Regions from separate parts of the Homo sapiens genome. Here region 1 is linked to region 2. The links are chromatin loops, found by intact Hi-C in ENCODE. Cell type or tissue: GM12878. All regions are shown on one strand. Links, peaks and the distances in the headings refer to the core of each region. The heading gives the core; the rest is flanking DNA. Region 1 overlaps ELOVL6 (ELOVL fatty acid elongase 6). Region 2 overlaps ELOVL6 (ELOVL fatty acid elongase 6).

Region 1 (15,635 bases), core at 5,571-8,070, 53 kb before region 2:
CACCCTGTAAACAAAAATTCCAAATTATTTTACAAGTAAAGACAAACAAACATGAACCTAATACCAAAATGAAAGTGCTTTGGAAGCATCATTTAGAGTCTTTTTAAGGTTTATGCTCACTTCCGTTTCTAACCTGCATTAAGAGATCTGCAATAAATCACTCAATTAAATAATTAAATCAACCAGATGAGCCTCCAATGGGTCCTTCAATTAAATTCAAGTCAACTGTTATGTGGCCTTCTCCTCATTTTAATTATTCTCATTTTCTGTTATAAGGAAAAAAGGCTTATTGCACGGTATCATGTATTTGCGAAGCTCAAAATAACATTTGCATCCTAAGCATCTATTAGCTCTTATAAAAGGACCTGTCTTTTCAGCTCATGTCAGATTTTGCATAATTTATAATACATTCCTCCATCAGTTGTGTCTCACCTATGAACCAACATCAAGACATTATAGACTGCTCACAATCATTTAACATAGATGTAACAGCTTTCCTCCCCTGCACTGTCCCCCACTCCCCATTTCTTCCAGTCATGACTTGGTTTGCATGGATTCTTTGTTCACTGCTCAAACCATTCACACAGAATGGAATAAAACTTTATTCTTTTTAAATTCCACACATAAACGAGATGCTGAAAAAGCCCTTGCCATCTCTGACAGAAAAGCAGAGCAGCTCTGTTTCATGAACGACAGCACAATTAAAGCTAAAATAATATAAAAATAATTCGAAAAAATCCCTTTTACTGTACACTCTCAAAGCAAGAAAGAGAAACAACAGTTTTGTTTTGTTTTTTTCTGCTAGCCAGAAAATGTGTTTCTATTCATTTGGGCTTTGAAGTTCAGTGTACCCCACATCTGTGTGTCTGTGTGTGTATGCGTGGCTATGTGCGTGTAATCTATGCAGTGTGGAAGCCCCTAATCTTTTCATCTAGTTTGCCTAATCATTAAGCTACTTAACCAATTATAATACTATTATGTCACATTGAACAACTTTACATAATTGCTTCTTTGAAATACTAGAAACATTGACACATGTATTTGGCTTGTAAAGGACTGAAATATTACAGAGAATATTATCCAGCTTTTTTTTTTTAAAGAATATGGCTCTTAATAAATTGATTTTGAGTTCCAGAGCTAAAGTCCCTTTTAAAACATTTCTGAAGCTGACTTGAAGCAGGATGAATATCTTCTGATTTGGCCAAAGACATGACAAGTATTTCATATCACTTAAAATTTGAGGGATAAGTGTATGGGGGCCCTTTGTTGTCAACTGTTTTCAGCCAAACTTGCCTTGAAGTTTGTTGTAGTATTGCCACTCAGCCAGCAGAGGGCCCTTTAAACACCTCTACATTGCTTGGGGAGCAAATGCAGATGATGCAGAAACACAGTGTTCCCCCAATATTTCGAACAGCCCTGTGATTTCCTTTTGGAATTCACAAAAATATCGAAAATATGCGCTATACTGTGGGGTTTCATTTGGAAAGTTATGAGTGTGTGTGAAGTCAAACAGGGAGGGGCATACACACCATCTGTCTGTCGAATTGATCTTCGGCTCACCTCTTTTCCCACTGCCTTTCTCCCTTTTCCAGCTCACAGTGGTCCTGGGCCGGGCCTTTTTACAAATACTACAGAACCCGTTTTCACATTGTTTGGTTGAGTGTTTATCTTTTTCAATTCTGTATTTACTCTTCTGTTCAAAAGCCCGGGGCAACTGAACAAAAGGATAATGCTTCATATCTCACTTAAGAGTAGAAATTACAGTTCAACTATCAGAAATGCTCTGGGATGGAGCTGCCCCCATGGGACCTGGGCTGCACTGTTTCCATCCTCCCAGGAAGAATCTTGGGGAAGTATTCACCCCCTTTGGTTTTGGCAAACTCACTAGCCTGAGGCTATGCAGTGAAGATGAAGTTAGTTGAAATATAGTTGTTTACATCTGTTTTCATAAGGATGATTAAGACATCTTTTCTCATGGGGTCTACAGCAGCTGGCATTTCTTAAAAAGGCTTTAGTTTCTGCAAAAGCATTATCGTTCTAGATATACACCCTGTGTCTCTTTCATTTTTGTCTTTTCTATTGGCTCCAGTTTAGTGTCCATAAAGTTAGAAAGGATTGTGTGTGTTGTGCTCGCACAGTTTCTAGAGTAAAAATCTTTCATCTTAGAGAAATGTGACACTTAGTAAATACATTTTTTCCTATGTGTTAATAGCCTTTGTTTGCCTTTGATTAGTCTCCTCTGCTTCTGGCTTGCTTTTGTTCTCCCTTGTCCTAGAGTTGATAGATAAAGAGGGAATGGGGTCTTCCAGCAGCAGTGCTTGGAGATGGAGGTGCACTCAGTGAGTCCTCACCCTAAAAGGATCATAAACTTACTGGGTTAAATCAACCTAATTATCCCTAAGCTGCCTTGGGTTTTGTGTTTGCTCATGTTTTGTTTTGTTTTAGCTGCACCACGTGTGATTCCTTGTGCCATTTTCTTTTGTCTATTATTTTTCTTGATGACCCTGAGCTATGGCTTCCTCCTCAGTTCCAACACTATTCAGCTTTCGTTGTTTTCCTCATTTTGCCGATGTAGGCCTCAAAGAAGAAATGGCAGAAGAGCACAAGGTAGCTGAGGTACATGAGTGAGGACCAGAAGATGTTCTGAAAGTGAGAGTGACACTGGTCATGCTGCATCCAGCAGAAGACCAGGTAGTTAACCACACAGCCCATCAGCATCTGAGTGATCTGGGACAAGGTGATGAACATGGCAAACTTCCGGGAGACTCGGAAACCTGCCGCCCGCAAGGCATAGTAAGAGTACATCACGGCGTGCACGCCATAGTTCATAGTCATGAACCAACCTCCCCCGGCAACCATGTCTTTGTAGGAGTACCAAGAGTACAGGAGCACAGTGATGTGGTGATACCAGTGCAGGAAGATCAGCTTCTGCTTCCTCAGAATAATGAATATTGTATCTCCTGGAAGACAAAGAGGAAGAAGGTACGTGAGATCCTTGACCACCAGTAACGATGACTTACAGTTTTGTAAGAGGGTAGACATCCTGAGCTAGGACTGGAGAGTTACATAGACTGGATTAGAACCCTGAACTGGTACTTACTAGCTCTGTGACCCTGGACAAGTTAGTTATCCTCACTATTTCTAGTTTCCTCATCTATATAAATGGTGATAATTTAAAAGAGTAGCATGGAATCACCTGAGGATTAAGTAGGATAATCAGCATGGCTCTCTTCACACACAGGAGGCAAGCAGCAAATGTTTCTTTCAAGGTATTTCACACAAAATCTTATCCATCATTGATCTGGAAGGGACATTAACAACTATGTTGCCAACTCCCAACTCAACTATACATTTTAGGAAATACCACCTGGAGGGGACTGGTGACTTGTCTTAGATCATTTATCAATCAAAGGAAACAGACTGGAAGTCAAGTGCCCAGCAAAATGTTCTAAGGCTTCTCTAGAGTAGTAAAACCATAATTTTTCTTTGGTACATGATAAAAGGTACCCCTCAAACATATATCTTTGTGAGCTCCCTAAATTACACAGCCTTGCCAAATGGCAGTGAGAAAAGTAAAACCTAAACAAAAGACAGAAAAAGGGGGACAAAAATCCTCTTCTATACACATTTGCTGACAAGGGTAATAGGAATATTTTATACCAGTGAATCAAGTGAGGAGCAATTGAAAATAACAGTTTTCATTTTACAGAATTAACTGAAAAGATTTCCAGGATCTATCAAAATTTTGTCTAACAATATCCCTTTGAAGGAAAAGACCATAGCTTCTGAGGCAGGGAATTTATATTATGAAAGCTAGAATTATGCTGAGGTGGGTAGATGCTATGTATCTGCAATGCTTCACTGAAAAGTTTCAGGGCTCTGAAAATAGACTGTAGAACATTTATGTAAAATTGGATGAAGAGCAAGCCCAGTGAAAAATATACCCAATTACATTAGCGAGTAAGAAAATAAGGGAAGTTACGCTAGGATGTGTGACAGAAACAGGCTAATGCAGGTGAATGCGTCTTTCTCCTTCCTATCTCTATGGTTATGAGACATGGGAAAAATCGACATCCTTCATGACCTTTGGTGAACTCAAACCTGGCTTCTTTTTGTGTAAAAAACAAAAGCTAGAAGGTTCTTTTAATTTTTTGTTTGTTTTTGAGACAGGGTCTTGCCCTGTCACCTACGTGCCATCGCAGCTCACTGAAAACTTGATCTCCTGGGCTCAAGTGATCCTCCCACTGCAGCCTAAGGAATAGCTGAGACTGCAGGCATGTGCCACCATGCCCAGCTAATTTAAAAAAACTTTTTTAGTAGAGATGAGGTCTTGAACTCCTGAGCTCAAGCTATCCACCAGCCTCGGCCTCCTAAAGTGCTGGGACTATAGGCGTGAGCCACCGCCCTGAGAACCCGGCCCTGGTTCTTCTTCTTCTTCTGAAATTTAATTAAGCGCAACAAAACAAAACAAAACAAAGAAAAACTAGTACTTATTCCTACCTTATCCCTCATGTACTTCACAGATGGCCTAAAACGCTTGCACTCAGCAAGGTCAAAGAATGCTGGACTATGGGGAAAGACTTCTAAGGTTCTAATGGCAGTGGCTGGAAAGATACAGGTGGTGCCCCATTCCATGCATTAGGAGAGCTATTGGTTTATTTTCCTACTAAACTGTTAAACACTATTATTTCATATTTGTTTACAATAGAAAAAGAAAGTTGGCCGGGTGTGGTGACTCACACCTGTCATCCCAGCACTTTGGGAGGCCAAGGCGGGGGGATCACCTGAGGTCAGGAGTTCGAGACCAGCCTGGCCAACATGGCGAAACCCCATCTCTACTAAAAATACAAAAATTAGGCTGGCACGGTGGCTCACACCTGTAATTCCAGCACTTTGGGAGCCCGAGGTGGGCAGATCACAAGGTCAGGAGATCAAGACCATCCTGGCTAACACGGTGAAACCCCATCTCTACTATAAAATTAAAAAAATATCCAGGTGTGGTGGTGGGTGCCTGTGGTCCCAGCTACTCTGGAGGCTGAGGCAGGAGAATGGCATGAACCCGGGAGGTGGAGTTTGCAGTGAGCCGAGATTGTGCCACTATACTCCAGCCTGGGCGACAGAGTGAGACTCCATCTCAAAAAAAAAAAATTAGCTGGGCATTGTGGCAGGCACCTGTAATCCCAGCTACTCAGGAGGCTGAGGCAGGAGAATCACTTGAACCTGGGGAGGCGGAGGTTGCAGTGAGCCAAGATCATGCCATTGCACTCTAGGCCTGGGCAACAGGGCAAGACTCCATCTCAAAAAATAAATAAATTAATTAAATAAATAGGAAAGTTGTCAGTTGTTATATTTCTGAACCTACTGTCAAATTTTTGTTGAAGTCATCTTCTCTCTTGCAAGATGCCAGATTTTTATGGTGTCTATAAGTGTCAGGCAGACTGATAATGATGGATGATGATGGTAACCCTCATACATATACTTAAGGGACAAAACTGGTGTCAGGAGACCCGGGATCTACTTTTCAGTGTTAAACTGTGCTATTTTTGTATCTGTCAGAGATCCACCGTTTCTGTATAAGTACTACTCTGTTCCTCCAATCCCTCTGTGGACAATAACGCAGACACAATCAATTCCAGCTACCTTGGTTCATAGTGTAAAGAAGGTAGATGTCCAAGATACTGTATGTTTAAAACAAGTTTAGTCATTCATAATTGAATAGATGCTTTCATGAGTCTCTTAGCATTAACTAAAATATAAACCCCTATACAATTCCAAACACATTATAATAAATTTGTCAAAGTAATATGCATTTCATCCTAACTCTTTAGTTTAACCCTATCATCACTTTTATATTAAAATTTTATTGTCTAAAGAATGATTAAGAAAAACCATATTAGAATGGGCTAGTGTGGGATGGAAAGTGGAAGGTACAATTCTGGAGTTAAGAATGGCTTTGTGTTTCTCCTGTCTGGAGGTGAGGGTATATCTCAGGTTTAACTGAGATACACTGGGTGTTTCTAGTTACTTTAGGGAGGGGAGTGGAGTGGAGGGTAGGAGGAGGGGAAAACATGTCCCGAAATCTCAAGAACAAAATTAATTTAAATTTGCTTAGGAGTTTTTTCCAGAACACATATGCACGATGGTGGGTGCGGGAATGAAATTGATCATCTCCCAGCAATGGCTCTGGAGCTGATCAGTAGCACCATTCAACACCCTATCAGGGTTACTATCCCCCAGACTGCTGACCCAAAGAGTGGTAGTTTCCCTCAGGCAGGGGGAAACTGGTGGGGCTCTAGAAGAGCTAACCAAGTCCTCTCACGGTCTTGGATATGGCAGCTGAGATGCATCAGTCAGGCCACTCTGGCAGGTACAAATTATTTTTCCTCTGGGGAAACCACATAATGTCACATTTAATTTGTCATGAGCCAGAGTCATGCCAAGTCATGGTAATTTCAGGCTTTCCAGAAGCTATAGAGTGACCCAGAAATGTTAACTATCAGAGGGACTGTGTATTTGAGTTGGTCAGTCAATCTTTCTTGTTCAAATGTCCTGTTGGCATAACGGGAAGGACATTGGCCAAGTACAAGCAATGGGACTTTAGACTCTCGAACGTTTCAGTCCTGTCATTTTAGCTACCTCCTGGCTCATGTTCTCTGTATCATGATTTCTCTAACCTTTGGTCCAACTATTTTCATTCAAGAGACAGCTTTCAGGCAGGGCATGTTGTTCCTTATACCCAAGTGTCCCTTCTTAACTACACCTTTGCAGCTGCAGGAAAAGCAACAAGCATTTGGAAATCCCCAGGGTGTTCTTGGCCACCAAGAGACACAGAGAGGCTACTCTGTGTGTGTGGTTTGTCACATACAGCTGAGTCCCTCTTCCCAGAGCTAGCTAGAGTGCTGCTGAGTCAGAGCTTCAAAAACAATGACATGCTCAACTGAGCAAGGACCTGGGCTCAGAGCAGATATTTCCAAGTTTTAACAAAACAAAATCTCAGCGGGTTTTAATATAATCCAAATAGTAGGTGCTCAGAGATTTGGCACACAAAGCAGGTTAGTGGCTCTTTTCCTCTCACTTGTTCTAGTGGCCTACAACCCCATAATTCACTGAAATGAGCTCACGGTTTTCTGCTGAAACAGAAAGGTCTTCTTGCTATTTATTAAGAGTTTAGTGAAGGGGGAGTTAGTGTGGAATGAGTAGCATTTCAGTTGGAGAAGATGCAAAAGTTCTGGAAGTTGATGGAGTAATGGTTGCTCAACAATCTGAATAATATGTATATTTTACTGCAATTTAAAACAAGAGTTTGAGTTTGTGGGAGCTGGGGGGGGGGATACAGTTTCAGTACTATACATGGAAGAACTGTTTTTTTCTCACTAGATCTTTTCCTTTTGGTGCTCATAAAGAGTCCAGAATCTTAGAATATTGAAAGGTAAAATTTGAGACCTAAAAATAAGAAAAGTTCTAAATAATCCAAACGGGTAAATCTCTCTTAATTAAATAGTAGCGACAAGATTTTCCAACTGCAAAAACTGGAAAGAAATTTAACCTCCAAAATGCATGGGAAAAAAAAGTCATCCAGGCAAACATGTTGACTACATAAAGACCTAGATCTGCTTGTCTTGGAGACACTTGCACTGATTTTGGACCTGTTTTGAGTCAGCGGTTTACCTCTGAATGGCCATTGTCAGAGGAGCTCCAGAGTATTTGAAGAACAATATCCCATATTTTAAAATGTTAAAAAAAAAAAGTATTCAGAACATGAAAATTATCTCTATAAAGGGTTTGAAACTGTATGAAGAATTTGTGTTACTAATTAGCCTCATTAAAGAACTATGTCAAGATTAGAATATTATTTTTTCCAACACTTCAATCTCATATTTTAACTGCATCGATTATTGGATAATCCACAAAGGACTACTACAAATTATTGTGATGAATGAGCCCTTTCCAGGGAAAGGGATTATCATGCCAGCAGCACACCACTCCTGTTGACTGCAAATAGGAGACTGGATTATGGCTCCTTTGGGGCTCAAGAGGGAACACTGTATTCAATTACAATGTCCGCTATGAGGCTGAGGGGAATGGACATTTGGGCCTGGATTAAATTAAGACAGGTGATATTAACATCATCAGCATCAACACAACCAAGATAGAAGATGAAAATATGAATACCTCTGGGTGCTACACTAATAGGTCTTCTCTAGGAATCCTAAAAGTCAGGAGGACAGAGAGCATAGGTCTGATTATGTCTTTAAAGGAAATTAATCACTACAGATAGCTTGAGGTGGCATTTCAATAAATTATTCCTCCAAAAGGTAGAAAGGACTATGTTTGTTCTCAAGTACCTCAAATACAGCTGTATATAACTCAGAACACAACACAATTAGTCCTTGCAGGGAAAAGGCGTTTCTAGAAGAAAACACTGAGGCTGCTTTTTTGTGATCTGAGGCTTAAAGGTCGGAAGTCCAGTCTCCAGCCATAGTCTAGTCTCCTACTTGCATCCTACTGGCATGATTATTTCTTATTAAAAAAAAAATTGAGGGGGAAGTAGTAAAAGGTAGAAACTGTTGAAGTGTTCAGGGGTAGCATTCAGGGGAAATCACGTTTCATGCATTTACTACATTTATGTAGTTGTAGTCAGGCCTTTGTCAAAAAAGATAGGGGATTAATAAGGTTATTAAATAGCATAAAAGAGGGATATATTTCTCAACTAAAATAATTCAGACTTTAATAACGTGTAATTTTATTTTAAAGAAAAAAAGCCACAGCCGGGCACAGTGGCTCATGCCTATAATACTAGCACTTTGGGAGGCCGAGGCGGGCTGATTACCTGAGGTCAGGAGTTCAAGTCCAGCCTGGCCAACATGGTGAAACCCCGTCTCTACTAAAAATACAAAAATTAGCCGGGTGTAGTGGCACACACCTGTAATCCCAGCTACTCGGAAGGCTGAGGCACGAGAATTGTTTGAACCCGGGACACGGAGGTTGCAGTGAGCCGAGATCGCGCCACTGCACTCCAGCCTCGGCAACAGAGTAAGACTCTGTCTCAGGGAAAAAAAAAAAAAAAAAAAAATCACAAAACCCCAAGAGTAAAGAATACATGCTCACACTCTCAGATCAACCCCAGTTTGAGAACAAGTGCTCTGATTCAGAAACTCTATGAATCAAAGCAAATTAAAATATTCTCATATAATTTTAAAATTCCCAGAAATACCTCTTCAGATTTTGCAGGCATTGTCTGTAAATCCAGGGTGAAAACCACTTCTCTAGCCTATGACTTCATACCTAGTGGTACCAATACCTCCTGGGGCCTGGTTCATAAAATCTGTATTGTAAAATTCCTTTTAGATAAAGTTGCCATTCTATTTCAGCCAGTGCTTAACATAAATGCACTGAATGAATGAATGAATGAATCCACACTAATGCATTTTACCCTGAGACCGTTTTCATATGATCCGTGTGTGTAGGCGTTTGTGTGTCTGTTGGAGGGGGGGAGCGGTGCAGGCATGCACATGCACGCGGTAGTTATCTAGTTATTTTGGACTATCTTTGTACCTCTGCCCCTCTTAGGAAAGGTTTTCAGGAAAAATTTTCTTCTGTTGTTCTTCCCTTGTTTTTGACCTGGGAAGACAGTAGCTCAAACCAATTGTCATCTACTTATAAACAGCAGGTTTCTGGCTTCCAGTGGAAGGTGGCTGGGTTGCCGGCCCACACAAATCAGACAGTTCCCATTCTATCTGAATGGACACGGGGCGTGAACAAGGGGCACCTTACAGAAGACTGCTCATAGCTTATATTGCAGGTGGTTTGTAAGGAAAGTACAACACCAAACTCCCTTTTTAGGAGAAACAGGAGAGGGGACAATACATATTAGGTTGGTGCAAAAGTTAACTGCGGTTTTGCCATTGAAAACAATGGCAAAAATTGCAATTGATATCTTTTGAACTAAATATGTATAATTCTTAATTGCAGGTGAAAAAAAACCCAGAACCCCAGAGGTGACCAGGTTTGCCTTACCAGTTTGTACCTGTACAATCTGTACCAGTTTGCTAGCATTACTCATGGATGTACTCAGAGCTTATTGTCACCACTAGATCTCTTTCTGTGTAAATAAAGACATCTTCCTGGAAAACTGTGCCCACATTAACTCCTTGACTTTACTATTTCTGGTAACCTGTGCCACACTTACATTCAAGACCATTCAAGGGTTGAGGGAAAAATTATAGAAATCTACAAATACAGCCTGTATTTTCTATTACTTTCTGGAAGGTAAATTACATTCCCCTTCCCTAAGGCCAGTCTTGATGATTAAAATCAAACACCACCAGAGACCAACCCTCAGCATTTGTTAATGAGAACAGGAGGGTCCCCAAATGAAAAGCTTAATTCCTAATCTGAATCCTAACTCTACAGATGAAAGTATGCTCAGATATGGGACTTGGAAATAGCTGTGTTGCTCTTTTCTTCCCCCATGTTTTAATATTAGCTCAGCTCAGTGGGCCTTTTAAAGGGGTCTCTGTACATTTTATAAGTCCGTGGAGGTATATTTTTAGTAGAGCTCGAAAATCAGCATGTTCAGTATAAACTATCTACTCTTAATATGCACAATGTAAAATTATTTAAAAGGAAAGAGGGAGCGAACAATAAAAAGTAGAAGTCAGGCAAGAACTCAAATTCATTCATTGTAACTTTCTTGCAACCAACAAAATAGGACCTTCAAAATGTTTCTTTGCTCACTAAATAAATACTGTGGATATGTTGCTACAAAGAGAGGGAGAGGAAATGGAAGAAGATACTCACCTAGTTCGGGTGCTTTGCTTAGCACAAATGCATAAGCCCAGAATTTGCTGACAGGTCCATTGTAAAAACCCTGGTCACAAACTGACTGCTTCAGGCCTTTGGTCATCAAAATGTACACCATATAAGCACCAGTTCGAAGAGCACCGAATATACTTCATAATGAAAAGAGAAAAGAAACAGCATTTAGGAAAATAGTTTCACTTCTCACATCAACCATACTTAGAAGACTGGTTGGCCACTGGCAGGAAATAGGCATAAGAATCATATTATTTGTATTTCCTTGAAAGCATCTTAAAATGTTCTGTAAACAAGAGCTAATACAATGACTCAAGGGCTTTATTCTGAAACCATATATGATACCACTTCCTCTTCATCACTGTTCCAAAAAGAGGTCATGAAAAAGGGTAACAGATTCAGAGCAGGATCTCATGAAGAATGCTGGTGACCTTTGAGTTTCAGCTTGGGAACTATTCCTTGGAGAGCAGATGGGTGTGGCTGCAAACTCTTGGAATTATCTCAAATTTGCCCTGTGCCCAATCATTCTCCAAGTTCTACTGGCTCTATTTCCTGAAAACCTGTTTACCTCTTTAGGCAAACTTTTCCTCTACCTCTGGACTCGCCTTGCCAGCCCAGGCTTTTTGTGCCCTCCTTGGATTTCTCCAGCAGTCTCCAAATCACTTTCTACTGTCTGATCCATCTTTCTCAGAGATGTCAGAATGAGACTCCTTCAAAAGCTTAGCTCTGTCACCTCCTCCAGGAAGCCCACTCAGGCAGAGATAAGTGCTCACTCCCTGAGCTCCCTAGAACCAGTGTTGTGCTAATACCACCCCAACACTGTTCTTCAATGCCCCGCAATGTGTTTAATCTCCACATAGGCACAGGTGCTCAATAAAGACTGTTGAAAAAGTGAGATTGTTGAAAAAGTGAAGAAAAAATAAACAATTTCTTTAAATCAGAGAACTGGTAAGGAAATAGGAAGTTCTGGAACACATTAGGCTCAAGAAACACAACCTGCCATGGGAAAGCACTTGGCAATAGGAACAAGCAGCCACTATTACGAAGTGAGCCCCTTAAGTGTATGTCCCAGAGTGTGTGAACCATGCCCGGGACTGAAAGGAGAGCTGGCTGACCATGTGGGGAAGATGGACCTGCCTAGCCTTTTCTGCCCAAAAGGGCAGCATCTTACTCTAGAAGTCAGCTGAGAGATCAATGAATGAACAACTGTTGAATTGGGAAATGGAGCCTTCTTTTCTCCTCAGAGGCACTGTTTTTTACTTAAAATATCTTAGAGTTGCTCTAGAATAAATCATTCCACTAGGCTAACCTGTCCAGAAAGCACGCATCTGCCAACTAGAACTAAAGGTCAACTTTCTACAGTATCAAAATAATGAAGTTTAATTCCTGGCAATTGTCTATTAAGTTGGGTCTTTGTAAGTAGCTTCTCTAAAGGTATAAAGACTCCATCAAATGGTGTTACTCTTTCCACTGTATGAAATTGTCCTGCAGAGGATTACTGTCATTTTACAGATATAGATCCTGTTTAATCCTTCAGTGGTTTTTCTCTGCACTTGGAATAAAAACCTCAACTCCTTTATCAGGACCGACAAGGCCTCTCTGCACTGCCTCTCTCTCCCCATTCTCCACTCTCACCTCCTGCCATTCTCTTCTTGTTCACTGTGAGCCAATCACTCCAGAACTTTCAGACACTTTCAGTTTTCTGCCTCAGGACCTTTGCATTTCTCCCCTGTTCATAACAAAACTGGCTTTTTACTTTCTTATCTTAAGGAAATGTCTCCTCCCCGTGGAATGACCTAAGTCTTTATAGTCCATTATCTGTCCTAATTTGGGGATGAAGGGTTGATTTCATTAGTAGCATCAAGTAATAGAGATTTTTCTGTCTTATCTGAATTTTTTTTGTGTACTGTCTTTCCCTCACCAAATGATGGCTTTTTTTTTTTTTTTTTTTTTTTTTGAGACAGAATCTCGCTCTCTCAGCCAGGCTGGAGTACAGTGGCATGATCTCAGCTCACTGCAACCTCCGCCTCCTGGGTTCAAGTGACTCTCCTTCCTCAGCCTCCCAAGTAGCTGGGACTACAGGCATGCACCACCATGCCAGGCTAATTTTTTGTGTTTTTAGTAGAGATGGGGTTTCACTATGTTGGCCAGGCCGGTCTCAAACTCCTGACCTCGTGATCCACCTGCCTCGGCCTCCCAAAGTGCTGGGGTATAGCCCAAAACCCTTCCTCTTACTCTACTTGCTGTTAGACTATGTAATTCCCACATGATCAGAGTAGATCCAAAGAATGTATGCTTGAAATGGTTGCTATCCTTTCATCCTTTTGGGTCTCAAAAAATCATTGTAATTTATTCCCAATTTCTAAGGTATTCACACAAGTTCATTTATTCTTTCAGTGGTCAAATATTTATTGGCATGGTTTTAGATGATGGAGTGAAAAAAAATCATTAAGCTAACTCTGGCTAGTGAGTGGTAGTCCTAGAAGACTTCAGAGGAAGTGGTATTTGAATTAGGGGCAAATAGGTATTCACAAGTTTGAGGGCTAGGGTATGGGGAGGTCAGTTCAGAGCACTGTAGAGTTGAAGGTTTTGATATCATGGTGACCTATAATATTGCTGACAGCAAGTGTATAGCACATATTATTGTCCCATATCTGGACATGTGCCTCATTCCCTAAGCTCTGAACAATAAGGCTAACTCAGAACAGAGGACAGTAGCACTTTTCAGGGAAACCGTCAGTGCCAGCCATTGGGCCCATGTGTCTGTGGGCAAAGGCGCATTGTTGGGATGTGACAGTGCTACTGCTGGGGAGCACTGTGGGGGCCAATGGGATAATTGTTATTTGTGGGGAGCCACTAGCTCTGCCCCTCGCACATTTCATCCTCTGCACGCTTTGGAACCAGGTGGTTTTTATCACAACAGTGTCACATCGTGACACTTTAACAAAATACACTTTAAGGTGAAGAGGCTTTCCTTCCTCCCCAAGTTACATTAGCTTGAGAGGCAGCGTGATGCAGCAGGCAAATATGCTGCTGTTCTGCTACCCCTAGTCCTTACTTAGGCTCACAGCAGATGCTGCTAATCAATCTCAGCAGTCTTTCTGGCCATCCCTGGACCACACATTTAAGTTCTCGGCCACTCTATGCCACTGTCAATAGATTAGAGTTGCAAATCGAACCCTTTGTACAATAGGCTCCAATCACAGTCCAATCACTTATTACTAACAGTTTTATAATTAGCCAAGTTACTGAAGTATTTTTTCCTCTGAAATGAGAATAATATCTAACATGCAAATTCATCGTATGAATTTTTTGAAGCAATATAAGTAAGGTATTTAGCTAGCATCAAGCCTCTGATACACAGGTGCTCAACGAAACAGTTTTCATTATATTACTCTTCTTACTCTATCACTATTTGTATTACTATTATTGCTGATTTACTTCGGCTAACCCTCAATGTTGAAAATCACCTTCCTCGCTGATCTTATTTTGTCAGGTAAGAGAGGTTAAGGTTAATTAACCCTAATTCAAAGTTAAGGAAACTGATTTACAGCTAGTTCAATTTGCCACATTGATTGTTCACATTATTCCTATTGCTATGAGAATTTTTATTTATATAGATATTTTTCTTGGACAAGTGAGTCTCTAGGAGCCGAGGATGGCTGTCATTCTCGAAGTACTTCTCAGGTTTCCGGAGGCCTGCTCCTGGTGTGGCGACCCCAAGGAGGGACATCTCCTGCAGTGGGGTTGCTCTTTTGGAGCAGTCGAAGTTGGCCAGAGCGTGGGGTCAAGGAGGGACAGCCTAGGCAGTCCACACCTGGTGGGCTCAGTCCCCCAGTTCCTGATCCTGACTCTCATCTCCACAAAAGGTAACCATGCACCAACTTTCCACAAGTGACAACTAGCAAGTTTACGACAGGATGTGAAATGAGCACTTTCCATAGAAGGGCTTGAAGGAGAGGCTGTTGGTATAGAAAAGCTTCTGTTTCAAGTGAAATGTATCTTTCCTTCAGATGATATAGATTATTCTAAATCTAGAGCCTCAAAGAGGCTGAGGGTCTGGACCACTGTGTTGAATGAAGGCAGATGATTACTACGTCACATGCCTTTTCCCAGCTCTATGGTCATACTTTAAAAAAAAAAAAGAAAATAAAAGAAAAAAAGAAATATACCATACAGGCTGGGCACGGTGGCTCATGCCTGTAATCCCAGCACTTTGGGATGCCGAGGAGGGTGGATCACCTGAGGTCAGGATTTCGAGACCAGCCTGGCCAACACGGTGAAACCCCATCTCTACTAAAAATACAAAAATTAGCCAGGTACGGTGGTACACGCCTGTAATCCTAGCTACTTGGGAGGGTGAGGCAGGAGAATTGCTTGAACCTGGGAAGTGGAGGTTGTAGTGAGCTGAGATCGCGCCATTGCACTCCAGCCTGGGCAACAAGAGTGAAACTCTGTCTCAAAAAAAAAAAAAAAAGAAAGAAAGAAAGAAAAAGAAATATACCATACATATCATTTTTGTCAAAGCCAAATGAAATCAGTGGAATAGCAGAGAGCTCTGTGGAGGGAGCAGTATACGTTTCTGCTCCCTCTGCAACATCAGACACAATGCAGCAAGGCGATGAGGAGGTGGGGATCACCATCCTGATTAGCTAAGGTGCTTTCTTCTCAAACTCCTGCACTGGATTCCTAATCCACAAGGAGCCTGTTTCCTGATCACTAGCTATTTGCCATGGGATGTCAGGAGGGGGCCAAGAATATCCATTATACAATTAACTGTAATACTTTGTGGGTGGGGGAGGGTAACTTCTATTTTGTAC
Region 2 (15,635 bases), core at 4,591-7,090:
GAGATCTGATGGGCTTATCAGGGGTTTCCACTTTTGCTTCTTCCTCATTTTTCTCTTGCCTCTACCATGTAAGAAGTGCCTTATACCTCCCGCCATGATTCTGAGGTTCCCCAGCCATGTGGAACTGTAAGTCCAATTAAACCTCTTTTTCTTCCCAGTTTCGGGTATGTCTTTTATCAGCAGCATGAAAACGAACTAATACAGGCTCTTTGGAGAAATGGCTGATTCCAGTTCTGGACAAGAAATATACAACATGCCTGGCCTGGTATCTTGTAATTAAAGAAAAAAAAATCAAACTATCACCATCAAAAGGAATAGCAATGGACTTAAAACACATCAAAATCATATCTCAAAATCACTGGCATATGAAAAAGTACATATCCATAAGTTTATAATGATTCTTAAGAAAACAAATCTTATTGTTTACATGCTAACTAACTTAAAAAAAAAACCTGATGAATATAGACAAAGAATCAAGCATTTATCCTAATCTTTGCTATAATAACTGTATATACTTCAAGATAACCGAATAGTTGATAAAGGCAAGTTTCTTCTTATAGAAAGCCTCTTCAAATATTACACCTGAATGTAATAAACCTTCTAGATCTAACTACAACTTATAAGAAATAGAAGGTACAGAAAAATGCAATCAAGCAAAATCCAGGCCAGAGGAAGCTCTATGGGGTAAACTATCTGGTTTCTTCAAAGGATGAATCATAAGGAAAAAGAGGAAATCTATAAGCCAAAAGATATCAGTTAATGGAAGTGTAAAGATCTCATTTTGATCTAGGTTCTTAAACTGTAAAACAGGAATCATTTATGAGACAACTGAAGAAATTTGAAATTTAATAAGAACAAATTATTAATTTAGGTGAGATCATAATACTGTGTTTGCTTTTAAAGAGTACTTAACCTTTAGCCATGGTATGATTTCAATAAGAATTATTTCAGCCTCTATTATTAATAGTTCCAAATAATTTGGGGATGAGAAACAAGGTGAGCAAGATTAAACGAAGTAAAATCAGCCAAGTGTTGACAATTGTTTAACCAAGGTAGGGGTTGCAGGGGAGTCATTGTACTTTTTTTCTCCGCTTACAAGTGTTAAAATTTAAAATAACAAAAGATAAAGGTGCAGGGAATATTGAAAAATCAGTAAAATGGTGAAAGGCTTCATTAGGATAGAGATAAATTCCCCACAAATATCAAAATACTTCAGGTGAGGCATACTCTGTCAACCTTAAATGTAAATAAAAATGAAAAGCCTTCTTTATATTATAGAGAATCATGATCTGATACAGATTGAACTGGAAGGAGATTTTAGTGACAGATCCAAATCATGAGTACTTCAAACCTAGGGCTTTAGAAATTGCACTGAAATAAAAAGTATATTCAGTAGTGGTGAGTAAGTGGGTGTTTTAGATGGAGGGATCCAACATTATGGAAAAACACAGATCATAAGAGTTTAATGGAAATACTCTTCCTCAGTCATTTTTAATAAGCTTTAAGTAACTAATGAAGCTTTAATGATAACATCCATTTCTGCTTAGAACAGTTAATATATGAAAAAATACAAATGAATATTTATAAATATGAAAATTAATAGTTTTGTGTTTCATAGTATATCTACATTTACTCCGCTCCCGTTCCTCCCCAAGCCTAGTTATGAACTTGCTGGTTTTGACAAGCAAAACACAAATAGAACAGGTGCCTTTGTTAGCACTCTAGGTAAATCCTGGCACTTGCTTGGACACCAGCTGGGTGCTAATTAGTCTTGTGATTGCCTAGATCACAAAATAATACAAGACTGGAAATGCTCCTGAAAGCTTCTGGAGGAATGAGTCTGCACACCAGCTGACAGATGCCCTGAGAGAACAGGCCTTGTCCTGACAGTCTCTGTGTTGAGTTCTTTCACATTTACAAAGCCAGAGCTGGCTACATAAACACATGTCTGCAAGTCAGTTCGGGGAATGAGGGTGGAGGGTGCTTTTGAAGATGCAGAGCAAAAGCATTCTCTGGTCTAGCAATACTGACACAGATGTCCAGTGTCTGGTCTATGTCTAAGTGTCATCTTTTGATTAAGTGTTAGGAACAGCACACCCAGGGTATTTGAACCCTGTTCTCCAATAGACTTCAACAGGTTACTTGTGTGCCTTCCCATTTAACCTTTCATCTATATTTAGCCAATAACAATAATGAATTGCTGTACTGCTTCTCATCCTAACAGATCAATCAGATTACTGCATGACCAATTTGGACAGGACAAGAGATGGCCTGACACCTCTCAAAATATATAAGGTTGAATACATCATGGCAAATGGTGGCAGTGAAGGCTTTCTTTCTGAACATGACTTTATTTTATGTCCTCATCATATTCAATAATCAAAAATATCAGATTTAAAATCAAATGCTCAATCATTGCATTCTTTCAGCAAGTGATAAAATGGATACGTTTTATTAGAAAAATGAAAAAAACCTACCTGAAGACTGCAAGGGTCAGAGACCAGAGCACTAATGGCTTCCTCAGTTCAAACTTTGCTCGTTTATTCATTAGGTGCCGACCACCGAATATAAAGGCAGCATACAGAGCAGAAAACAGGAAAGATTTCTTCCTGCAAACAAGCAAACAAAATCTTTAAGATATTTTTAGTCATTAGGAAACACCAAATTTTGTACCAGTTCTCCTCTTTGTAAGCACTGAAAAAATATTCTTGAGAATATTCCTGCTTCACTGAAGAGGGAGTCTAGTCTACACGGCAAACTAGTGTTCTGTTGAAATCTCCCTTGACAAATCAGGTCTTCCAGTAGTTTAACCAACATATTAAGTATCATGTCAGGATAGATATATTTCCTTTGTAGGCTCTAGGACTGAAATTTCAACAACATAGCATTGAAGTACAAAAAGTAGTCTTTTCACTGAGAGAAATAATTTTATTCTTTAGAGTTTGTTGAGCCAATTTAGATACATACATGAATTTTAAAAAGAAGTGTTTTTATTGGAACTATTTGGTGACAAGGTTGTGTCTTGGAACAAGATAGCCATTTAAAATTTTATCTTGGGTGGGTGTGGTGGCTCACACCTGTTATCCCAGCACTTTGGGAGGCAGAGGTGGGTGGATCACTTTAGGCCAGGAGTTTGAGACCAGACTGGCCAACATGGTAAAACTCCCTCTCTGTTAAAAATACAAAATTTAGCCAGGCATGGTGGTGGGCACCTGTAATCTTAGCTACTTGGGAGGCTGAGGCAGAATTGCTTGAAACCAGAAGGCAGAGGTTGCAATGAGCTGAGATTTTTGAGACTCCATCTCAAAAGGCAAAAGAATAAAAGAATGGTTATTCCATAGGCAGCCCTGAGGACTGCTGGCTGGCTACTTTTATGGGTTTTTTAATTACATGCTAAACGAGGGGTAGATTATTCATGAGTGCTCCGGGGAAAGGGGCGGGGATTTCCCCAGGAACAGAACTGAGGGTTCCTTCCCTTTTTAGACTGTATACTGTACCATGGCATTTGTGAACTGTCATGGTGTTGGTGGGAGTGTCTTTTAGCATGCTAATGCATTATAATTAGCATATAATAAGCAGTGAGGATGATCAGAGGTCACTTGTGTTACCATCTTGGTTTGGGTGGGTTTTGGCCAGCTTCTTAACTATATCCTGTTTTATCAGCAGGGTCTTTGTGACCCGTATCTTGTGCCAACCTCCTATGTCATCCTGTGACTAAGAATTCCTTACCTCCTGGGAATGCAGCCCAGTAGGTCTCAGCCTCATTTTACTTAGCCCCTATTCAAGATAAAGTCACTCTGGTACAAATGCCTCTGACAACAGTACTGATAATGCCAAAAGATAAATTCAAAAGCAAAAATCCACAAACTTCTATAATAGAACTATGATTCGACTGAAAGCAACAGAAACCTTATAAATAATTTAAAACAGTTGAGCATGTTTCCTGAGAAAGCAATGTTTCTCTTAAAATGGGTCTTCCCTATTCAATTAGATCAATAAGGAAAGGGTTGAGAAATAAGTTACAAAACATAATATCAAAAGCAAAATGTGTTCACCTAAAGAGTATTATTTGTAAAATGCTTCGTGTTTTCTCCCTTTATGCTGACATGTAATGCTGACTCATAAGGGACCTTGCTATTTACACAAGCAGCTTTCCTATGTAAATGAATGCAAGTGACCTACTTAGTGAATACCACCAAATAAAGCAATGATTCCAGAAATCAACCCATAAGTAAATGTTGAATAAATCACTTTCACTGAGGTTTACAGACTCTTCTCTTGGGCCCACAAGACCTGGAACACAGTAGGTGCTTAATAAATATCTGTTGAATGAACGTGGTCTTGTCCTATCAAATTTTCTGATGGGGAAAATAATCAGGCATCTGTGTACAGTAAACAGGCAGCAAACACTAACAGAAAGTTGTACTTTCCCCGTAATACATTAATAACTAAAGAGTCAAATATTCAGAAAAATATTATGATACATTTTCTTCCCCCAGAAAGACATTGATTATTTCTATACTTCAGTGAAACAATTTTGTGGAAACTTTAACTATTGGACATTTCAGGAAGAAAGTACTTTTGGCCATAAATTATATATTGCTTTATTTCTCCTCTGGAAATTACAAGGGCATGGAATTAAATTACTTAAGAGTCACAATCACTGTTTCTGTTTATGCACATATAAGCAAAGACTAAAGAAAAATAAAGTTCTACCAAGTTAATGTAGGTGATAGTAATCTGAAAAAGTATATACTTTTTTTCTAATTTATAAAGGTAATAAGTGACAATAATCACATTATGATTTATAGAGTGATTCCTATGGGTAGACATAATGCCAAAAAGCTTTACCATTTAATCCTCATGGTGCAGGTAAAGTATTATCTTTATTTCATAAATAAACAGGCTTAGAGGTAAAGTAGCCCTAGATTTTCCTGTTCTTGTGGTAAACTTTCAGAAGAAAAAGGGGTACTTGAAGTGTTATCTTATAAGCTGTAAAAATTCCTTAAGCTGTCCTGTTGAATTACATAATCATTGCATAATGTGTAGAACATTGTGTAACTGTGAAAAGATGAAGAAGAATTTCCCATCTTCATGTTTCTACTGTCATATTTTCTGAGCCTGGGAAGCTTTCATCCAAACCCTCTTTGCTTCTTTGAGAACAGAAATTAATTATACATATACCATGGAAGACATTTCCTTAAAATTACCATTATTTATCTTACCCATTCAACATAATTGAGATTCTGATTATGGTTGTATTAACTGTATTACTTGCAATCATAAACCAAGTTAAATGAATATCTTCATACAATCCTATCATTCTAGCCATAAAGGGAAAAGTAATGCCTCAAGAACCAAGAAAAGAACAAAAAATCTTCCCTATGTATTTTTTCTCCAATTTCCTAACTTCTAAAATGAGAATTAATCCTAATGCACTGCTCACTTCCCAGCAAGGGCCATTCACTTTTCCACAAGAGCTCTCTTTACAAAGCAATTCAACAGCTAAGGCAATGAAGTCAGTCAGTACAGAATCATAGAACTTGATAATTGCAAGCAAGGAACCTTAGAGGTGGAGCCCAATTTCCTCCTTCGACAGAAAAGAGAATAGGGAACCGATGACAATAGTCACTCACAGTCACACAGCTTCATGCTACACTGGTCAAGACTATCCAACATTGTCATGGCTGTGGTCAAGCAGGTAGGTAAACACAAAATAATTGTATAAGCTATATCAGGGTCACAGGTAGTTAATGGGAATCGGTTTGAGTGCTGTGATCAAAGTAAGTTTTTCATTGCATGCACAGAAATCTTTTACTGTAGTGAAATTCAAATCCTTGGGGTTAGTTTGGAATTAAACCTAAGCATCTGCTATAAGTGGAAGTTGCCTAAGCATTAATAATTACCTCTTTAACTGAGTTGTCATTTATGGTTGAATGTACTATTTGTTTTCCATATTGCTTAGAAGAAGGTAAGATTTTCTTTAATGAACAGGACAATTTAAATGAATTAAAATTGCCTTTCCTTTCTGGCATCTCTCCGGTAAAGTTCAATTATATTCAAGATGAATAATGGTTTGCCACTAGCCCACTTAGTTTTTAATGTGGATAGATTGCTTTCCTAATGGTTCTGTGGTAATACTTTGTATACTGGCAGGCCTCCATACTTGGGTATAATGGTAACACTATACTGTTTTATTATTAGATAATCAGTCATTTTGAGATAGCATGGACTCTTCTTGTTTAATAAATTTTAAATGTGCATCATATAGCACAACCCATAATTATAGGTACTTAATAAGTACTTTTCAGTGTGGTGATTCAGGAGTTATGATTACCAGGTGACCAACCAAATAAAGACAACCCAAATGAAATACTGATGTGCTTTAATTCTGTCAAGCTTATATTTATCCTTTTTACCCTTCTATTTCTGTCATCAAGATGAACAATGGAAATTATTCCATAATTAATAAAAATGAATAGTGGATCTATCCTTAGAAATCTGAATTTCTCTATCATACTATCTTGTTCCAAAGCATTCCTAGGACATGCTTTTTTGATTCTTACCAGAGTAGCTGAGCAAGTTCTCACTTATGATTGGTATTTCTTGCTTTACCCATTAACATTTCTGAAAAAGTATGCATAAATTGAAATACATGTTTTTTTAAACTCGTGGGATTTCACTGAAACCAGTGCTTAGCTTGAGTCTCGTTAGCATTCACGTCAAGATTTCTATACCCCAAGAGTCAAACTAGTTTATTTGCTAATGAAGAAATGTTTATGTGGGTAGTATTTCAACATAGGATAATTGCTAATGAATAGCTTGGGAAGCTGGCCTGAGCTCCCTCCTGGCTCTTTCATGTCGTATCTACATGGCCTTCATTATGGCTACTGTACACATGTGAGGTACAAGGAGATGGGAAAGTAAAAAGCAGTGAGGGGAAAAAATGAAAAGGGCACCGCCCAGTTCAGCTGATACCTATCTACCTAGTGCAGAGAAAGTTTTCATGTTCTAAGGTGAAGAGTCTGACGCTGAGACAGAATGCCAACTGGTGCACCCCCCTCCTCTTTTAAGAGTCCTCTTGCAGTTCAGTTGCTGACTCAAGTCAGGAAACAACTTATGGTTCTGAAAGTGATTTTAGGGATACAAATAAAGTAGGGACCCAGAGACTAGAGGAAATAACACTACTTTTTGCCAATATGACATTTAATGTATGTCTATGGTGGTTATAATTTGATAAGAAAATAAGATTTTCTTGAGAGGGATCCTGAGGTTTCTTGAAGTCCTATCCAGGGCTTAATTCTGCCACATTCTTAAGGATTCTGCAAGACTTCATATAGGCATTTTTTTTACGTTAAAAAAAATGGAAATTTTTCCGCAGATTTTTTTTTTTTTTTTTTTTTTTTGAGCCAAGGTCTCATTCTGTCATCTAGGCTGGAGCGTAGTGGTGTGATCATGGCTCACTGCAGCCTCAGCCTCCAGGGCTCAAGCGATCTTCCCACTTCAGCCTCCTGGGTAGCTGGCACTACAGGTGCGCCTGATTCTTTTAATTTTTTTGCAGAAATGGGATCCCAGTATGCTGGCCAGACTGGTCCCCAACTCCTGGACTGAAGCAATCCTCCTGCCTCAGCCTCCCAAAGTGCTGGGATTACAGATGTAAGCCACCACACCTGGCCAGGAGGTTTTATTCGTAAGTAAATTAACCATATGCCCAGAAATTCTGACAAACAATTTTGTGAATAATCATGAAAATATGCCCGTAATTGATACAAATGAAAAGTGGCTTTACAATTGCAAGACAAAGCCATAACTAAGGTAAAGGTTCCTTATTCTTATTCCAAGCTGTTGTGTATGACCAAGGATACCAACTAAGGTGTGATTTCCAAGCTTCTTTGAGTTGTAAGCACTTTACCTTTTTGCTTCCCCCTCCAGATACTAATTTAGAGATCACAGGTTCTCCTCATCTATTTTTTTAAAAAAGGTGTGAGAACTAGTTTTTAGTTTTTCTATCCTTGAAGTAGGCCATAAGCAAAGTAGAGTTACATTTAGTCCATGAGATTCAATAACATGGCTGCACATCCCTTTCCAGGAAAGTATACCCCTCTTAGAAGCAGATTGGACACAGAAATTCCTTGTATACATCTGTAAACTTATCTTTTTCCCCCCTTGTCACCTTTTAAAAAATCTTGGTGCATTCCGTTTTTGTATTACAACTGGACATAAGATTTTGGGGGAGAAAATACTCTCAAAATGTTAAAACGAAAAAACTGCACATCTAAAAAGACTCTTTAATACTTAAATCGGCAGGTTATCAATTCCCTTTGTTTCCTTAGAATTCCTTTTTTTTTTTCAGTAGCTGATGAAAATGTTGACATCCACCCATCCATTCAAAATTCAATAAACCTTTCAGTTTTTTTTTTTCTTCTGTTAGGTTTAAGCCATGGCCAAGAAATTTAATAAACTCATTGTATTCCTTTGCAGTATGGTTAGTAAGACATTGAATGAAAAAAGGATCCTTATGTGAGAGTAAATTCTGCCTCTGCTAATCTAGCTAGAAAGAAAAATTTACATGGTAACACATGGTTATATAGGGGGTCAGTAGCAAATGTGTGTTACAGATAATGTTTTATAAAGAGCTAAGGAAGGAGACTATTGTCATGAGAAAATGCTGTGGAAGATTTAAGAGTGGACCCTGAAGGTTTTGGATGGATGGGCAAAGGGCAAGTAGCAATAGGCAATGGAGTTAGGTGTGAGCTAAACCGGGAGTCTGTCATACCAGATGCTGTGGGTTGGGTATGGTAGAAAGCCTGTTTGGAGATGCGGGCTAAAGTTGGGTTGTGTGACATTCTGAAAACTGCAGCAGAGTTCAGGCTGTATCTGCACCTCAAGTTTGCAGTAAGTTGTGAGGCATGTGCCCAGTAATTTGTTACTACTAATTAAAGTACAGGACTGAAATGTATGGCTTAATTTTCTTTTCTTCTTTTTCTTCTTAAATAAACAATAGACTAAATCACACATACCCCATCATGTCCCATGGGTGAGAGATGGGGAAGTAATAACTTGTGCCCCCAGAAAAATGGATAGAGAACTGCTGGATGAAGTCATGAAGGGTACTGAAAGTCTGAGCTGGGAAGGAAGACAGAATTTAAAAAGATGTTCACAGAGAAACTTGGTATGCATTATTTCTATCCCTGAGGGCAGATGTGGCAAAAGTTGAATTCCTGATCTCTCGATCAATGCACTGAAGTGTGTGTGTGAACTGCGGCTCTTCACAGGAATCATCAGATGGGATCACCTTTAGGAATGAATATTCTCCTGTTCATAGTAAAAGATAGCAAACCGCTAGGCTAATCACAGCATTATTTCAGTAGAGTTGATGTTTGCAGCTCAGAGAATTGTCAGTTTCAATCCTAAAGCGTTGCATCTTAGAGAGGTACAAGAATACTTTTTGTTTCAGTAGATATGGCTTAATAAAACTGATCAGAAAAAATCAGTTTTGAAGTTAGAACCAAAGACTGTAGACTGTCCTTGCTGCTCTAGTTAGCAAAATCAAACAAAGAATTAAAATCCGGGCTGAGTGTGGTGGCTCATGCCTGTAATCCCAACACTTCGGGAGGCTGAGGGGGGTGGATCACTTGAGATCAGGAGTTCAAGACCAGCCTGGACAACATGGTGAAACCCCCTCTCTACTAAAAAAACAAAAACTTAGCTGGGTGTGGTGGTACATGCTTGTAATCCCAGCTATTCAGGAGCCTAAGGCAGGAGAATCTCTTGAACCTGGGAGGCAGAGGTTGCAGTGAGCCAAGATCACACCATTGCATTCCAGCCTGGGCAACAGAGCAAGACTCCATCTCAGAAACGAAAATAAAAACAAAAGAATTAAAATCCATTCAATTTTTTATCTCCTTAGAGTAAAGCTTGCCGGCAGGGCACAGTGGCTCACGCCTGTAATCCCAGCACTTCGGGAGGCTGAGGCAGGCAGATCACGAGGTCAGGGGATGGAGACCATCCTGGCTAACACGGTGAAACCCCGTCTCTACTAAAAAAATACAAAAAAAATTAGCCAGGCGTGGTGGCAGGCGCCTGTAATCCCAGCTACTGAGGAGGCTGAGGCAGGAGAATGGCGTGAACCTGGGAGGCATAGGCTGCAGCGAGCCAGGATTGTGCCACTGCACTCCAGCCTGGGCGACAAAGCAAGACTCCGTCTCAAAAAAAAAAAAAAAAAGAGGAAAGCTTGCCATCACCCCCAAGTCAAAACCTGGCAGAAAACATATCAGTGACTGGGCATGGTGGCTCATGCCTGTAATCCCAATGCTTTGGGAGGGCAAGGCGGGAATATTACTTGTCCCAGGAGTTCGAGACCAGCCTGGTCAACATACTGAGACCCCCTCCATCTCTACAAAAAAATTAAAAATTAGTCTGCTGTAGTGGTGCATGCCTGTAGTCCTAGCTACTTGAGAAACTAGGGTGGGAGGACTGAGCCTAGGAGGTTGCGGCTGCAGTGAGCATGATTGCCCCATGCACTCCAGCCTGGGCGACAGAGTGAGACCCTGTCTTTAAAAAAGCCAAAAACAAAACAAAAAGTCATTGGTCTTATTTAGACAAATCTCCCATGCCCATCTGAAAACAAACTAAAAATGATCTCTATGATGAAAAAATAATTTCTAGTTTCTGTTTTGTTTGAGAGTATTGATTGTTGCAGGTGAGAATTTCCAGGTAACGATCTAGTGATAGTAAAACAAAACTCTTGTGGCCATTTAAAACAGTAATTTCTGAATAAGAGAGGCAGCATGTAGAAATAGAATTCAGAAGGTGGTTCCAGCAGCAATTCAATTTCATTGCACTAATTTTCTTGAAGAAATACTCTTCATTCTACGAGAAAGGTAGCATATTAATTTCCAATGAGGCAATGCTCACTTGTTAAATTATTTCAAAATATAATAATGATGAGCCAGGCATGATGGCATGCACCTGTAGTCCCAGCTACTCAGGAGGCTGAGGTGGGAGAAGCCCTTGAGCTCGAGACATCGAATCCAGCCTGAGCAACATAACAAGACTCCATCCCTTGAAAACGAAAAAAAGTGTAACAATAATGGTAATATAAAAACTGTACTATAATTCTGAAATGCCTCCTATTAAATAAGAGTAGTTGAGTGACTCTCCTGTCACCAAGCTAAACTTTATCTCCTATAGCCTTAAAAATCTATTCTATAATATAAATGAAGCATTAGTCATCTATTTTCCTAAATATAAAATTTTATTGGGCTTGAAGTTACACAAATACAATTATGGGCTATGTCAGTCAAAGCTGTAGGCATTTTTTTTTCTTTTTTTTAGATCTTCTTTTCCAGTCCAGTGGCCTAATGACCCTAGACATATAGAATCTCAAGATTGGAACAGACCTTAGACATCTAGTCTAAACTTTTCAGCTTAGGAATTCCTGGCTAAAAACTTCCTGGCTGATGGTCCTCTAATTTCTACTAAATGTAGAAATAATGACTGGAACTTGGAGGTCATTAGTTCCTGATCATATGGTACAGCTGGGCTTCTTTAAAAACTGACCCAAATGCTGAAGCCACTCATCCTTCCCCTATGGATGACCAACACCCTTTCAAACTAACAGGCTACACTTAGAGTTGAATATAAAAACCTGTTTCCTGATTGTCTTTATCCTAAAGAAGCCTAGGACGTCTTATAACTAATAGACCTATCAGAGCTGGAGGCTAAAACTAGAAGTGAAAAAACACTGTCAAAAGGAGACAATTATTCACAATGCATTGAAAACCGGATTTCAGGTTTATAAGATTAAGTCCAATTCAAACTGAAAATTTTCCTAGATTTAAATCAAAACCAAGAAAAATAACAGCTTGCACAATTATATAAACAAGCATAAACATATCCATGTTTATGAGCACTTTCTCTGTACTCAAGGACTGACATTTATATCAAAGGAGAATCCATTTCTGTTGTAGGTTACCACTACCTTAATATTTATATAGGGTTTTCATTTCCCCAAATCACCTCATAGACAGCTGAAAATTCCAAAAGCTAGAAAATAAAATGAAGGGGAAAACATGGCATGTTTTCACGTTAACTATTGGATAAATAAATATACTCCTGTCACTAATGATTCCCTCAATATAAATTTTGAAAAGAAACTGGGGAAGCAATGAGAAAATATACCCCAAATACTATTTCTGGATTAGAGAAAATATCTCAGCAGTGACGATGATCTCATGGTTAGTTTATAAATTGATTTTGTCAGCAAAATCAAATGTACATAAGAAATTAAGCTTGAGAAAAAACTGGCAGTAATCAGAAGAAATATATTTTTAGTAATGAGTGAAAATGACTTAAACATTGTTTTTACTTATGAGATTATCACCCGATTACCCAAGAAAGAACTCTGAATTTCATCTTGTTCTTAAAAATAATAATATAGGGCCAAGCATGATGGCTCATGCCTGTAATCCCAGCATTTCGGGAGGCCAAGGTGGGAAGACGGCTTAAGGCCAGGAATCCAAGGCCAGCCTGGGTAATATGGTGAGAACCTGTCTCTACAAAAAAAAACTTCCAGAAATAATAATAATATGGCAACATTTTGACTGGGGCTTTCATACTGCTCCTTCAAAATCTGAACTCTCATTCAGTGACATAAGAGGATAAAGTTTGCAGACAATAGCTTTGAGAACTCCGATAATGGGGACAGCTACAACAAATTCTCACAAACTGAATGGCTTCTAACAAAACAAATGTATTATCTTACAGTTCTGGAAGTTAGAATCTGAAATGAGTCTTACGGGGCTAAAATCAAAGAGTCACCAGGGTTGCATTTCTTCTGAAGGCTCTATGGCAGAATCCATTTCCTTGCCTTTTCCAACATCTAGAGTCCACTTGACATTCCTTGGCTCATGGCTGCCTCCTTCTCCATCTTCAAAATGCATCACACCAAGCTGTTTCCATGGTCACGTCACCTTATCTGACTCTGATCCCCCCAACTCCCTGTTAAGAACCCTGTGAATATAATGGGCCCACCAGATAATCCAGGGCCACAGCCTAGAGGCTTCCATTTTAACAACCCATGTGATTAGATGTCCCCTGCCCAAAGATATTCTGGAATAATCTCACCATCTCAAATTCCTCAACCTAATTGCATCCGCAACATGTCCTTTGCTATATAAAGTAACATATTCACAGAAGATGGGCACATTTTTGAGGGACTGTTATTCTGTTTACCATGTGGATTAAACTAAATCGTAAGATCTAAAGCCATTCTTCTACTAAAACACATAGGAGACCCCTACAGATGCACATGTTTCATGTCTATTCCTGGTTTGCCATCCCCAAAGCCAGGTTCTTCCCCTCTACTCAAGAAAGCATTTTAGAATCCAAAGGGCGAGAGCAACACTCTTATGGAGATTGTCTTTAAGCAACTCATTAACATGTGACTCACAAATATCAGCATCTGAACTCTTAGTAGCACATGACTTACTGTATCCTTTACAATGAACCAGGTACCTATGTTCAGAATTTCTAGTATAATATACAATTTACTAAAATTACTAATATGTATTCGATTTATTCTGACTGTCCACAGTCCTAAATTGCCATCTCTCAACACTCCTTTGCAACAACAAAGGTTACTTGGTTTGTAACCATTCTCTTAATCCCAATCTTAAAATACGTACTACAGGCTACTTTAAGTATGTTTTCCTGTTTGTGGCAATGCAGTTGTTTTATCCTTCCTCTCTTTTTGGGCTTATGTCTATAAAGATAGGTTTCTATGCAGCAATGGTCAAGTATCAGTCTTCCACCCAGATGGCCTGCTAGCAGCAGCATTTGACACAGATGGCAACTCCTTCTTTCCTGCAATGCTTCCTTCACTTCCTTCCTTTCTGTTTTCTCTTGCTTCTTCTCCAACTTCACCATCTGTTCTTTTTTCATTTTCCTTTGCTGCTTTCCCTTCATCTCCTCAATCCACAAACTGAGGATCCCCAGAATTCAATCTGTGGACCTCTTCTCTTTTGGCCTCCACCATGGGTTCTCACAGAGGGTGATGATTTTGCCCTTCAGAGGATATTTTGAAATATCTTAAGACATTTTTGGTCTTTACAACTGGAAGGCAGTTGGCTACTGGCAGGTGGTGTGTAGAGGCCCTGGATGCCACAAGACAGCCCTCTGCAACCAAAAATTATCCAGCCCCCAAAAATGCCAATAGTGCTAAGGTTGAGGATCCTGAACAAGAGAAATATGGAGACAGAAATTAAGAAAAGAGAAATTGGAAAACTCAAGAGGGTGTAGGCAAAACTGCTTCAAAAGTACGTTCACTGATTGGGGTGATACCACTTATGCCTCAGACACACTCAGGCTGAATTGCTTCAAATTGATTTCAAGCACAGAGTAAATAAAGCAAGCTTCTTGTTTCAAGTGAGCAGTTCGATTTAAAAGGGAAAACAAAATAACAACCAGTGAGTCAGTATATTACTCTCTTCACTGTTCTAGAATTAGGTTCACTTCTGACTACGATGGGCCATGTCCAGCTGCATCCTGAAGGCTGGTAGATTGAATTCTTACAATTATTCATCTGCTTCAGTGCCTCTCCTGAATGAAGGTCATCTAGAACTGCATTTAAAATGGGTGGATCACGAGGTCAGGAGATCGAGAACATCCTGGCTAACAAGGTGAAACCCCATCTCTACTAAAAATAAAAAAATTAGCCGGGCGTGGTGGCGGGCGCCTGTAGTCCCAGCTACTTGGGAGGCTGAGGCAGGAGAATGGCGTGAACCCGGGAGGCGGAGCTTACAGTGAGCCGAGATTGCACCACTGCGCTCCAGCCTGGGCAACAGAGTGAGACTCTGTCTCAAAAAAAAAAAAAAAAAAAAAAATATATATATATATATATATATCTCCCCAGAGAGGAGAAAAAGGAATAATCTTTTTTTTTTTTTTTTCTTTTTGAGACAAACTCTCACTCTATCGCCCAGGCTGGAGTGCAGTGGTGAGATCTCGGCTCACTGCAACCTCCGCCTCCTGGGTTCAAGTGATTCTCCTGCCTCAGCCTCCCAAGTAGCAGGGACTACAGGAACACACCACCATGCCCGGCTAGTTTTGTATTTTTGGTGGACACAGGTTTTCACCATTTTGGCCAGGCTGATCTCAAACTCCTGACCTCAAGTGATCCACCCGCCTCGGCCTCCCAAAGTGCTGGGATTACAGGTGTGAGCCACTGCGCCTGGCCAGTGATCTTAAATGAATAGAACCAGACTTCATGGTAACTGCCAAGACACCACCCCCCTAACTCCACACAGAATTCAAATTCTTCTTGAAGTAGAATTTTAGTTACTGCAGTCATCTCTTTATTAACCACTTTTATAGATAATTCCATGATAACCAATATTAACTTCACCCAGTATGGGACAATGTTACCACTATTCTACTCTGTTTCTACATTTTCAACTTTTTTAGATTTCACATATAAATGAAATCACACAATAACATTTCTTTTTATGCCTGGCTTAGGATAATATCTTCCAGGTTTATCCATGTAGTCACAAATGATAGAATCTCTTTTTTAATGCGAAATAAAATTCCATTATATCACAATTTCTTTATCCATTGATCTGTTTACGGGCACC

What was found. Hi-C counts contacts between places; a loop is a spot of excess contacts. Peaks named below come from ENCODE experiments on the same cell type or tissue, not always from the same donor. Only the 100,000 strongest peaks of a DNase experiment are listed, where the experiment ranks them.
Region 1: it touches region 2 in a loop (2.2-fold over the local background); 4 of 110 quality-filtered maps call a loop at or near these places.

Annotation. Positions count from the first base shown.
Region 1 is chr4:110,048,803-110,064,437 of GRCh38, forward strand. ELOVL6 (ELOVL fatty acid elongase 6) reads right to left here. Exons shown (of 4, transcript NM_024090.3): 3 at 10,801-10,952; 4 at 1-2,960. The coding sequence ends at 2,536. Among named protein-coding and RNA genes, the nearest start is that of ELOVL6, 140 kb to the right of the region's middle. RefSeq lists enhancers at 2,188-3,387, 6,550-6,599, 7,010-7,069. In GM12878, for the core only: no CTCF peak of the experiment used is centred there; a DNase peak (open chromatin) is centred at 6,809; H3K4me3 peaks cover 610 bases; H3K27ac peaks cover 1,412 bases.
Region 2 is chr4:110,103,020-110,118,654 of GRCh38, forward strand. ELOVL6 (ELOVL fatty acid elongase 6) reads right to left here. Exons shown (of 4, transcript NM_024090.3): 2 at 2,478-2,609. It also overlaps the pseudogene RN7SL275P. Among named protein-coding and RNA genes, the nearest start is that of ELOVL6, 88 kb to the right of the region's middle. In GM12878, for the core only: no CTCF peak of the experiment used is centred there; a DNase peak (open chromatin) is centred at 5,632.